Regions from separate parts of the Mus musculus genome. Here region 1 is linked to region 2. The links are chromatin loops, found by intact Hi-C in ENCODE. Cell type or tissue: gastrocnemius. All regions are shown on one strand. Links, peaks and the distances in the headings refer to the core of each region. The heading gives the core; the rest is flanking DNA. Region 1 overlaps Gm31420 (a long non-coding RNA gene). Region 2 has its middle 14 kb from the start of Gm4450.

What was found. Hi-C counts contacts between places; a loop is a spot of excess contacts. Peaks named below come from ENCODE experiments on the same cell type or tissue, not always from the same donor. Only the 100,000 strongest peaks of a DNase experiment are listed, where the experiment ranks them.
Region 1: a loop joins it to region 2, with 8 times the contacts of the local background. A loop is called at or near these places in 18 of 42 quality-filtered maps.

The regions. Positions count from the first base shown.
Region 1 is chr3:98,351,019-98,356,397 of GRCm38, forward strand. Gm31420 (a long non-coding RNA gene) reads left to right here. Exons shown (of 3, transcript XR_001783933.2): 1 at 1-643; 2 at 975-1,143; 3 at 3,775-4,281. Among named protein-coding and RNA genes, the nearest start is that of Gm31420, 2.8 kb to the left of the region's middle. In gastrocnemius, for the core only: a CTCF peak has its summit at 3,075 (motif pointing right); a DNase peak (open chromatin) is centred at 3,066; H3K27ac peaks cover 1,052 bases.
Region 2 is chr3:98,440,670-98,446,048 of GRCm38, forward strand. It overlaps a transcript of Gm4450 not described here. Among named protein-coding and RNA genes, the nearest start is that of Gm4450, 14 kb to the right of the region's middle. In gastrocnemius, for the core only: CTCF peaks have their summits at 1,776 and 2,950 (motif pointing left); no DNase peak of the experiment used is centred there.

The DNA.
Region 1 (5,379 bases), core at 313-5,312, 89 kb before region 2:
TCCACATCCACTGAGATCTATAGAGCCAGGACCCCATTTGTGCCACATTTACACTTTGGGAGACCTTGGCCTGGGGTCCCCGCATGCCCAGGAGTTCTGTAATGGTTGGTCTTCTTTGTCAATTTCTCTGGATTAGAAGCACCTAGGAAACAACACTGTGTGGATTTATAAAAGTGCATTCAGAGAAGACTTACCCTGAATATGAGGGGACAGAATCTCATGTGCTGGGTTTTGTCAGGATGAGAGGAAGGTGGGGAGATGGAGCGTGGGCTCATCGGGTAAGAATTTGCATTGCCCTTGCAGAGGACCTGAGTTCAGTTGCCAACACTCACAACTGGGCCCTGTACAACCACCACCTTCTGGCTCCAGGGGGGTCCTACATTCTTTTTCTGCCTTCTAGGGGAAGATTGCACTCACCTGTACAAACTCAAACAGACACAACGCGAACATGTAGTTACACAATCACATTTTTTTAAGGGAAGGTGAGTTGAGCATTCCTTTGTTTCTTACCTGTCTGGAAACAATGTAACCAGCTGCCTCAGACTCCCGCTGGCATGCTTGCCTTGCTGTGGCAGACTGCATCTCTTCTTGGTTCCTTCCTTAAATTGTCTCTTGTCAGGCATTTGACACAACATCCGGAAAAGTAAGTTATCCAGGTCTACTTTGGGAAGTGCTGAGCTCATGGCCATTTTCTTTAAAGGAAGCATCAGATTTTCCTAGGGGCTTGTGACCAATGGCTTTAGAAAATTTCCCATAACTGTTAGCATAGCTAAGTCAAAGGACTAAGGGTGTGTGTGTGTGTGTGTGTGTGTATGTATGTATGTATGTATGTATGGTGTGTGCATGTGTGGTGTGTGTGTCAGGTTTGAATGTAGACCTTGGTGTACTATATACACTGCGTTTTGTACCTATGTAATATAATCGAGTCTGTTTTGTCTACATCAAACTTATCTTTTCCAAACCTATCTTCACAGCACACCAGCTAAAGAATTGCTGTTTCAGCCCACGTTGCTGATTAGAATCAGCTGAACAGCACAAATGAAATCTTCACCTTTAGAAAAAAAAAATGCTTCACCGTTGTGTAACTCAGATTGCAGAGGCTTGGAGTGGTTCAATCGCACGACCCAGCAGAGGGAAGCACAGGTGAGCTGTGTTGGCTATTTTGGGGACGGGGAAGAGAGGGCACCACTTTAAAGCTCTGAAAATCACTCATCTTCAGAGAAGAAACAGCTTGGTCTTTCTCCGTAGAGTTGATGGTCCTGAAACTTCAAAGAAAAGACACTCCTGCCCTCTGGTGCTCCTTGACCCATGGTTACCAGCTGACCTTATTTAAAAAGTAGCCATGCATACATACATGTAGGCAGAGATCAGAGCCACGGTGTGTGGCCGAGAGTGGAGAGAGCAGAGATTGTCAGTGAAGGCTCATTAACTTTTGCCCAGGAACACAGAGGGTTTTTTTTTGTTATTGCTATTGTTGTTGTTGCTTGTTTGTTTGTTTGTTTTTATGGTGGGGGGCATTTCAAAGGTTACTGGAGCCAACATTGTAAAACTAAAGAATACTGTATAATAATAAAGATGCATTTTTCATGTGTGTACATGGGTGCATGTAGAAGCCAGTACTGGTGTAACATGTATATGCCAACATACCCAGCCTCTTTTGGAGCTATGTTCCTGGTCTTATTCTTTATTATTTTGAGATGGGAACCACATACATATTCTAGGTTGGCTTTGAGCCTACAAATGTGGCCAAGGATGACCTTGAACCTAAGAACTTTCAGCCTCCACGTCCTAAGTCCTGTGAATGCAGGCATGTGCCACCACACCCAGTATATATGATGTTGGGGACTGAACCTAGCCCGGTGGTAAGGATCAAACCCAGGGCATCATGCACGGTAAACAAAACTCTTACCAATGAAGCCATATCACCAGTGCTACGCCTCTGAGCCTTCTTTCATTTTTTAGTAGGTTTATTTAGAGTGCACATGTGCAGATCAGAGGACAACCTACAGGTGTTGGCTCTCTCTACCACGTGGGTCCTGAGGACTGAACTCAGGTCTTCAGGCTTGACAGCAAGGGCCTCTACCCACTGAACTCTCTTGCCACCCATTAATTTTTTTGTTTTCTCTCTCTCCTTCCTCTCTCCCTTTTCCTCCCTTTCTCTTTCTTCCTTCCTTTCCCTTTCTTCCTTCCTTTCCCTTCCTCCCTTCTTTCCTTTCTTTTTGAAACAGGTCTCATTATATTGACCTGGATGTACTAAAATTCACTATATAGACCAGGCTGATCTGGAACTCACAGATCTACCTGAGTGCTGGAATTAAAAGCATGGGCTACTACAGCCAGCATATGTTTTATATTTGAATCACAGTCTCACTCTGTAGCCTAGGGTGACCTTGAACTTCTAATAATCCTTCTGCCTCTGTCTCTGGAATTCTGGATTTACACACATGCAGCACTGTGCCCAGCTAAGAGTTCTATTTCTAAATCTATGAATAGCTGCTGGACCTCTCAGTGAAGGCTCTCTCCAACAGAAGGATAACTGTTGGCTGATGTCCTGAGGTCTGCTCTCTGGGGGCTTGGAGCTGTGGAGTTGGGGTCAGTGCTAAAGTGACATGGATAAGTTAAGTCATTTTATGTTCCTTTTGGGGAGAGGGCTTGTGTCTGTTCCATTATAAGACTCTAGTTAGGTTCATAGAAAATTCTGTCAGGCTCCCTGCAAGAACTCTGGGAACCGGTTTCAGGTTCTTTGGAGCCTGGAATGGATTTTCCTGCTCAGTCCCCGTCCTGCACTGGCCTTTGCAGTCAGAAAGGCCTAGAAGTCTGCTTCTCAGCTTCTCACCCACCTCCCCACCCACCCACCCTTTACCCCTCCCCAGTAGCAGTTCGTAGAGGACTTCCATACCTTATCCGGCTCATATTGCATAAGTGTTTACTCTTTCAACAGGATTTCTGGTTGTCTATCATGTGCTAACTGTGCAAAGGGCTGGAGAACTGAAACAAAATCTGGTCCCCCAGGAGAGGAATCTAAGCGATCCCAGCCCAGTTTGTCATCCGATTGGAAATTAGAAATGTGTCCACCAGGTGGCGATCAAGAGAAGTCACTAGAACTTTTTTTTTTTTTTTAATTTATTTATTCCCTCCCTCCATCTACCTCTGACTACTGTTTTATTTCCCCTTCTGAGTGGATTCAAGCATCCTCCTTTGAGCCGTCCTTGTTATTTAGCTTCTTTGGCTCTGTAGATTGTAGCATGGTTATCCTGTACTTTATGACGAATATCCACTTAAAAATGAGTACATAGCATGGATTTCCTTTTGGGTCTGGGTTACCTCACTCACTTGGGATGATATTTCCTAATTTCACAGGGTGGGTGAGGGTTAGGTGTAGAGAGAGATGGGGAGAGAGGGCCGAGAGAGTGAAGGAAAATCAGTGAGAGTTGGGGTGGAGGGCGCATCTCTAGAATGTGCCAGAGACCTGGGATGGGGGAGGCTCCGAGGAGTCTATGAGGGTGACTGTAGCTGAGACTCCTAGCAGTGGGGATATGGAGCCTGAAGAGGCCATCCCCTGTAGCCAGGCAGGACTCCCAGAGGAAGGATAAGGACACCAACCCATCCACAAAACTTTCCACCCAAAATTTGTCCTGCCTATAAGAAATGCAGGGACAAAGATGGAGCAGAGACAGAGGGAATAGCCAGTCAATGTCTGGCCCAACTTGAGAGCCATCTCATGGGTAAAAACCAATCCTGGACACTGTTAATGATACTCTGTTATGCTTGCAGACAGCAGCCTAGCATAACTGTTTTCTGAGAGGCTCCACCCATCAGCTGACTGAAACAGATGCAGTGACCCACAACCAAATATTAGAGGGAGTTTGGAAGGAGACTCCACAGGAAGACCAACAGAGTCAACTAACCTGAACCCTTGGAAGCTCCCAGAAATCGGACCACCAACCAAAGAGCATACACAGGCTGGACCTAGGCTTCCCACTCATATGTTACTGTGGGGAGTGGGTGTGGCGGTTATCCCAAGATGGTGCCCGGGACTGTAGCCAAGTCTAATGACTTGCACCTGACTTCCTCATACACCTGAAAATAAGGCACGTCCATCGTGAGAGCTGCGCAGGCCCACCATGATGCAAGATCAGGCCATTTGATGAAGGCCAATGAACTGAGATTACGCGGACTGGGCTGATGGGGCGTGGTTGAGGGGTTATATAAGGGATTGCGATTGGGGCTAGAGGAGATTCCTGCTTGCATGTTGAAAGCTTCCTGAATAAACTGCTTTGAGAAGAACGCTGTGTCGTCACTCTTTTTTGCTGGTCGGAGACAGAAGCGACATGTTACAAGTGTGCGGCTTGGTCTTTATGCAGGACCCCGACAACTGGAGCAGGGCTCTCCCCAGCTCTGTTGCCTACCTGTGGATCCTGTTCCTCTAACTGGGCTGTTTTGTCTAGCCTCAGTAAGAGAGGATGTGCCTAGTCCTGCGGTGACTTAATATGCCAGGGTGGGGTGGTACCTAGGGTGGTCTCCCCACTTCTCAGAGGAGAAGAGGAGAGGGATGAAGGGAGGGGCCATGTGAGGGAAGGACCGGGAGGAGAGGGAGGCTGAGATCAGGATGTAAAGTGAACAAATGAATAAATTAATCAGTGGAAAAATGCGTATTTATTTTATTTTATGTGTAAGAAGAGGGTGTCAAGCCCCTGTAGCTGGAGGTCTGGAGGGTTGTGAGCCACCCTGTGGAAGAACAGGCACACAGCACAGTGACTTCTGCCTCATGTGTACTTTTCTATCGGTTGTTTTAATTGTTCACTTTCCAGGCCTCGCTGAGATACCCAAGACAGAAACACAAATGCCTCTCTGTCCCCATGCTGCACACTCATTTGCCGACTGTGAGTGGCACGTTTTATAGAATGGAATGCACAGAATGAGGTGTGCCCTGGGGAGGAAATTCCTGTGTGGATGGATGACTGGTTCCAGCTCATTACCACCATGGCATCCTTCAAAGATGACACACATCTCTCCCAGCTGTGCTTTCCCCGTCTGCTCAGTCTCCGTGTAATTTGATTAAATGTGTCTTTTCCCCCCATCATAATGGAGAGAGAGGCCATGATCCTAGTATGCTAGGAAGATGAGTGCTGGCTGAGGAAACCTGAGACAGGCAGTGGCACCTGTCAGGCCCTGGCTGTATGGACTGCAGGTGGAGGTGCATAGGCCCCTTGGAGAGCGAGCGTATGATGACCCCATGTGACCTGGATGCCCGATATTGAACTGCAGAATCTGGTGTTCACGCTGCTGGGTTTCAGTCTTTGTTTGATCCAGTGTTTCTTTTTTGCTATTTTCCTGCTCCTTCCTTTTGGGATGTGATTTTAAAAATTTGTTATTATT
Region 2 (5,379 bases), core at 157-5,156:
GATGGAAAGATCTCCCATGCTCATGGATTGGCAGGATCAACATTGTAAAAATGGCTATCTTGCCAAAAGCAATCTACAGATTCAATGCAATCCCCATCAAAATTCTAACTCAATTCTTCAACGAATTAGAAAGGACAATCGGCAGATTCATCTGGAATAACAAAAAACCTAGAATAGCAAATACTCTTCTCAAGGATAAAAGAACCTCTGGTGGAATCACCATGCCTGACCTAAAGCTATACTACAGAGCAATTGTGATAAAAACTTCATGGTACTGGTATAGCTACAGACAAGTAGACCAATGGAACAGAATTGAAGACCCAGAGATGAACCCATACACCTATAGTCACTTGATCTTTGACAAGGGAGCTAAAACCATCCAGTGGAAGAAAGACAGCATTTTCAACAATTGGTGCTGGCACAACTGGCGGTTATCATGTAGAAGAATGCGAATTGATCCATTCCTATCTCCTTGTATTAAGGTCAAATCTAAGTGGATTAAGGAACTCCACATAAAACCAGAGATACTGAAACTTATAGAGGAGAAAGTAGGGAAAAGCCTCGAAGATATGGGTACAGGGGAAAAAATTCCTGAATAGAACAGCAATGGCTTGTACTGTAAGATTGAGAATCGATAAATGGGACCTCATAAAGTTGCAAAGCTTCTGCAAGGTAAAAGACACTGTCAATAAGACAAAAAGACCACCAACAGATTGGGAAAGGATCTTTACCTATCCTAAATAAGATAGGGGGCTAATATCCAAAATATATAAAAAAACTCAGGAATGTGGGCTCCAGAAAATCAAATAATCCCATTACAAAATGGGTCTCAGAGGTCAACAAAGAATTCTCACCTGAGGAATACCGAATGGCAGAGAAGCACCTGAAAAAAATGTTCAACATCCTTAATCATCAAGGAAATGCAAATCAAAACAACCCTGAGAATCCACCTCACACCAGTCAGAATGGATAAGATTAAAAATTCAGATGACAGCAGATGCTGGCGAGGATGTGGAGAAAGAGGAACATTCTTCCATTGTTGGTGGGATTGTAAGCTTGTACAACCACTCTGGAAATCAGTCTGGCGGTTCCTCAGAAAATTGGACATAGTACTACTGGAGGATCCCGAAATACCTCTCCTGGGCATATATCCAGAAGATGTCCCAACCGGTAAGAAGGACACATGCTCCACTATGTTCATAGCAGTCTTATTTATAATAGCCAGAAGCTGGAAAGAACCCAGATGCCCCTCAACAGAGGAATGGATACAGAAAATGTGGTACATTTACACAATGGAGTACTACTCAGCTATTAAAAGGAATGAATTTATGTATTTCCTAGGCAAATGGATGGACCTGGAGGGCATCATCCTGAGTGAGGTAACCCATTCACAAAGGAACTCACACAATATGTACTCACTGATAAGTGGATATTAGCCCAAAAACTTAGGATACCCAACATATAAGATACAATTTGCTAAACGCATGAAACTCAAGAAGAACAATGACCAAAGTGTGGACACTTTGTCCCTTATTAGAATTGGGAACAAAACACCCATGGAAGGAGTTATAGAGACAAAGTTTGGAGCTGTGATGAAAGATGGACCATCTAGAAACTGCCATATCCGGGGATCCATCCCATAATCAACTTCCAAACGCTGACACCATTGCATACACTAGCAAGATTTTGCTGAAAGGACCCAGATATAGCTGTCTCTTGTGAGACAATGCTTGGGCCTAGCAAACACAGAAGTGGATGGTCACAGTCAGCTATTGGATGGATCACAGCGCCCCCAATGGAGGAGCTAGAGAAAGTACCCAAGGAGCTAAAGGGATCTGCAACCCTATAGGTGGAACAACAATAAAAACTAACCAGTACCCTGGAGCTCTTGACTCTAGCTGCATATGTATCAAAAGATGGCCTAGTTGGCCATCACTGGAAAGAGAGGCCCATTGGACATGCAAACTTTATATGCCCCAGTACAGGGGAACGCCAGGGCCAAAAAGTGGGAGTGGGTGGGTAGGGGATTGGGGGGGAAGGTATGGGGGACTTTTGGGATAGCATTGAAAATGTAAATGAGGAAAATACCTAATAAAAATATTTTTTAAAAAAAGAGTTCTGTCTGTCTTTGTCTTTCAAGTGCTGGGATTAAAGGCATGTGCCACCACTGCCTGGATATATTTTTTTCATCAGATCACATTTCTTTAAAATCAAAGCTGGTACCAAGCTTTCTGAAAGTTCTGATTTTGATGAAGTATAAACTTAGGACTCATGTCAAGGGGAGACAGATATATCACTGTAACATCCCACATCTTGTTAAGGATTTTACACCCACGTGAACAGCAGTACTCACTCACTCACTCACTCACTCACTCACTCACTCACCCTCTTCCTTGAGCTACACTCACTCTACTACCTAAAGCTCACACTCCTGGAATTGAACATCAAAGATCAAGCCTTTGGTATCCTGCCACTTTCCAGAAGATGGCCTTTTAAACACACCTGTCATTGGATCTCCCAGGTTCTCAGATGCCAACTTTATCAAGGGCCCAGCTCTGTCTTGCACCTGACACACCTAATGTCCCTCAGCAAACCCAGCTGAAGTGGTATCCAGGCTCTTTTATTTCCCTGGCCCTCCTCCTTACCCTCCTGCACACTGACCCTCTCTGCATCAGACTCAGGCTGCCATCCCTGCATGGAGTCCCCTGGCTCTCCTTCTCAAGTTCCTTCTGTCATCTGAGCTTTCCCAGACACCTTCTGTTCAGTTCCCTTACCTTCATCCATAAGTACATCACACTTAGACCCGTGTGTGAACAGTTCCCTTACTCCAAGACCACAGAATGCAGGGGAAAGGAAAAGAGGCTTACTTTGAACTGGGCTGCTGCCATTCTTTCTGGTCCTTTACTGCCCCCTTGTGATGATTTGCCTGTAGGAACTCTTGTGTGTTGTCACCCTAACTGCCACCAAGCACTCTGTCCAGGTTGATTAAGGAAGGAGATCTTTGTTATCCAAAGCATTCTAAGGCCTTATCGAGCCAGATACACAAACCAGTTCACTCTCCTTTCGTTCCACTCACCCTTGCTAGAGCTTGGGAGGCTGCTTTCCTCTGGAAACTGGCTCAGTGGATCAAGAAGGGATTTCAAGTAGGCTAAACATCAAGATGGAAGATCCATTCATTCCCCACCAGTCCCATTTTCTTCTGATCTAACAGAACAGGCCTGGGGAAGGTGTTCAGTTTCCCCAGGGCAGATGGATGCTCACTCTCTGCAAGGTGCCTGGGTTGTATGTGCTGCAGCCGTCAGCTGCCCACAGCCTGGATGTCCAGTGGTGAGCTCCACTTGAGCCCTTGCAGGGATTCCTGAGGATTTCCCCTTCCCTTTACAGAGTGCATGCTGCAGCTACATCCTCACTGACTGTCCTCCAACACAAAGAATTTAGGGATGCAGGAGTCAAAACACAAATGTATAACAAACTGTGGTTTAGAGATCTGCCCTGAAATTTACTTTCATTTCCAGAAACAGGCAACTTCTCCTTTTATACCATAGAACATTGTCCAGTTACCTGAATTAAAAGTTTCTTGATATGACAGGGGCAAGGAAAGACAGATTGTCTCTGTGTTAATGAGAAACAAAGTGGTCTTCCTACTCTGTTACTAGCCTGTGTGAAATGGTGCTGCTCTCTCTCTCTCTCTCTCTCTCTCTCTCTCTCTCTCTCTCTCTCTCTCTCTCTCTCTCTCTCTCTCCCAACTCTGTCTATTGTAGTGATCAGGACTCTTGGTTTGGTTTGCTGTATAGAACTTCAGCATGGTTTTGCCTCCTGACTGTAGTATGGGAACTCAGTTCCAATCTATAAACATTACTCCTCAAATATGAGGTAAGAAAGAAATTTTGATGCTGGGTGAGATTTTACTTCTCTCTGTGATATCATATGACAGGCAGGTGACTTAACTGTCTGTTAACCAGTCCCATGGAACCTGAAACTCTCTTCTGCCCTCTAAGGGAACCAGACATGTATCCACTAAGTGCACAGACATATATGTGTCAAAACACCCATATAAATGTAAGCAGACAGATAAATGATGGCTTAATTGTGTATGGACAGGCAGACAGACAGGCAGACATTAGAAATGGGAAGGGTAGAAACTGAGGCTCTAATCTGCAATCCCAGGTATTACAAGAGACAGGCAGTTTTGTTCCCCCTACCCGGAGCCCCCCACACCTTGTTTAGTTTGGGGCTGTCTGGTTGAGCAGGTAGGGCTTCTTTCATCTGTGGGAGTTGAGGTCAGTTACTAACTCCATTATCATGTAAGACCTGAAACCTGTCTTGACTGGCTTCCTCTGGCCAGAGACACTGGGAGCAATGAGAGAGAAAGAGAGAGAGAGAGAGAGAGAGAGAGAGAGAGAGAGAGAGAGAGAGAGAGAGAGAGAGAGAGAAACCGTGAAAGAGGCTAAATCAATAGAAGGAAAAAGAGAGAGAGAAGATGGGAAATGGATGAAACAAGAGGGGGAGGCAGTTGCATTTAGAGCTGGGGATAGTAGATTTTCACACCATGGCTCAGTAGGAGATACATTTAGTCTGTGTGTGGGTGTTCATTAGAAGGAGACTCTCAGATCATCTCTTCAGCCCAGGGCCATTTGTTATCGTGTTCATGACCTCCTGGGTACTTCTCAAGGCTTCTTCTGGTTCTAGAGAGTCTCTTTGCTAAAAAGGAGGGAAAGGAGACTTGCCCTAGAGGGATAGACTATGCTCTATAGTTGTGGTATACACTACCCACCTCCCCAACCAGTGTGAGCTCAACCACTCAGAGGGAGGCGAGTTTTAATTTCCTAAGACCAGGAGCAAGATTCGGTCTGTGATCTGGCAATGCTGAACTGAAGCACTCTAGATTAGATGGTTGGCCCAGGCTTGCGCTCAACTAAGCAGGAGTCAGGTTCACCAGCACTGACTATGGACTTCACTGGATATAGAAAAGAAAGGTGGCCACTGGAGTGACCAAACACACACCTTTTCCACATTAAGCATTAAAAGATTTTATTGTTCTTTTCTTTGAGCTTCATAAAGGTATGGGAATTTTCTCAGACACGAAATGCGTTGGCACATGGAAAGGAGATGTGGAAGCCCTGATGAAATTCTAACCTACAAGAGGTTCCAGGCAACTCACTATCAGCCACCCATCCTTGGGTCACAGCAGCTGAGGCACATCTTGTGCATTGCTGGACAAGTGCTTAGAGCTGAAGGGTTGCAACTGGGCCAGTGACTTGCAAGGCTTCTGGTGACCCAAAGACAAGTTGGACAGAGTGTAAAATGGAATTGTTAAGAGTTGGATTGTTTCTAAGTCCCTTTCTGGAGGACCTAATAACACCCAGGGCCATGTCCTCT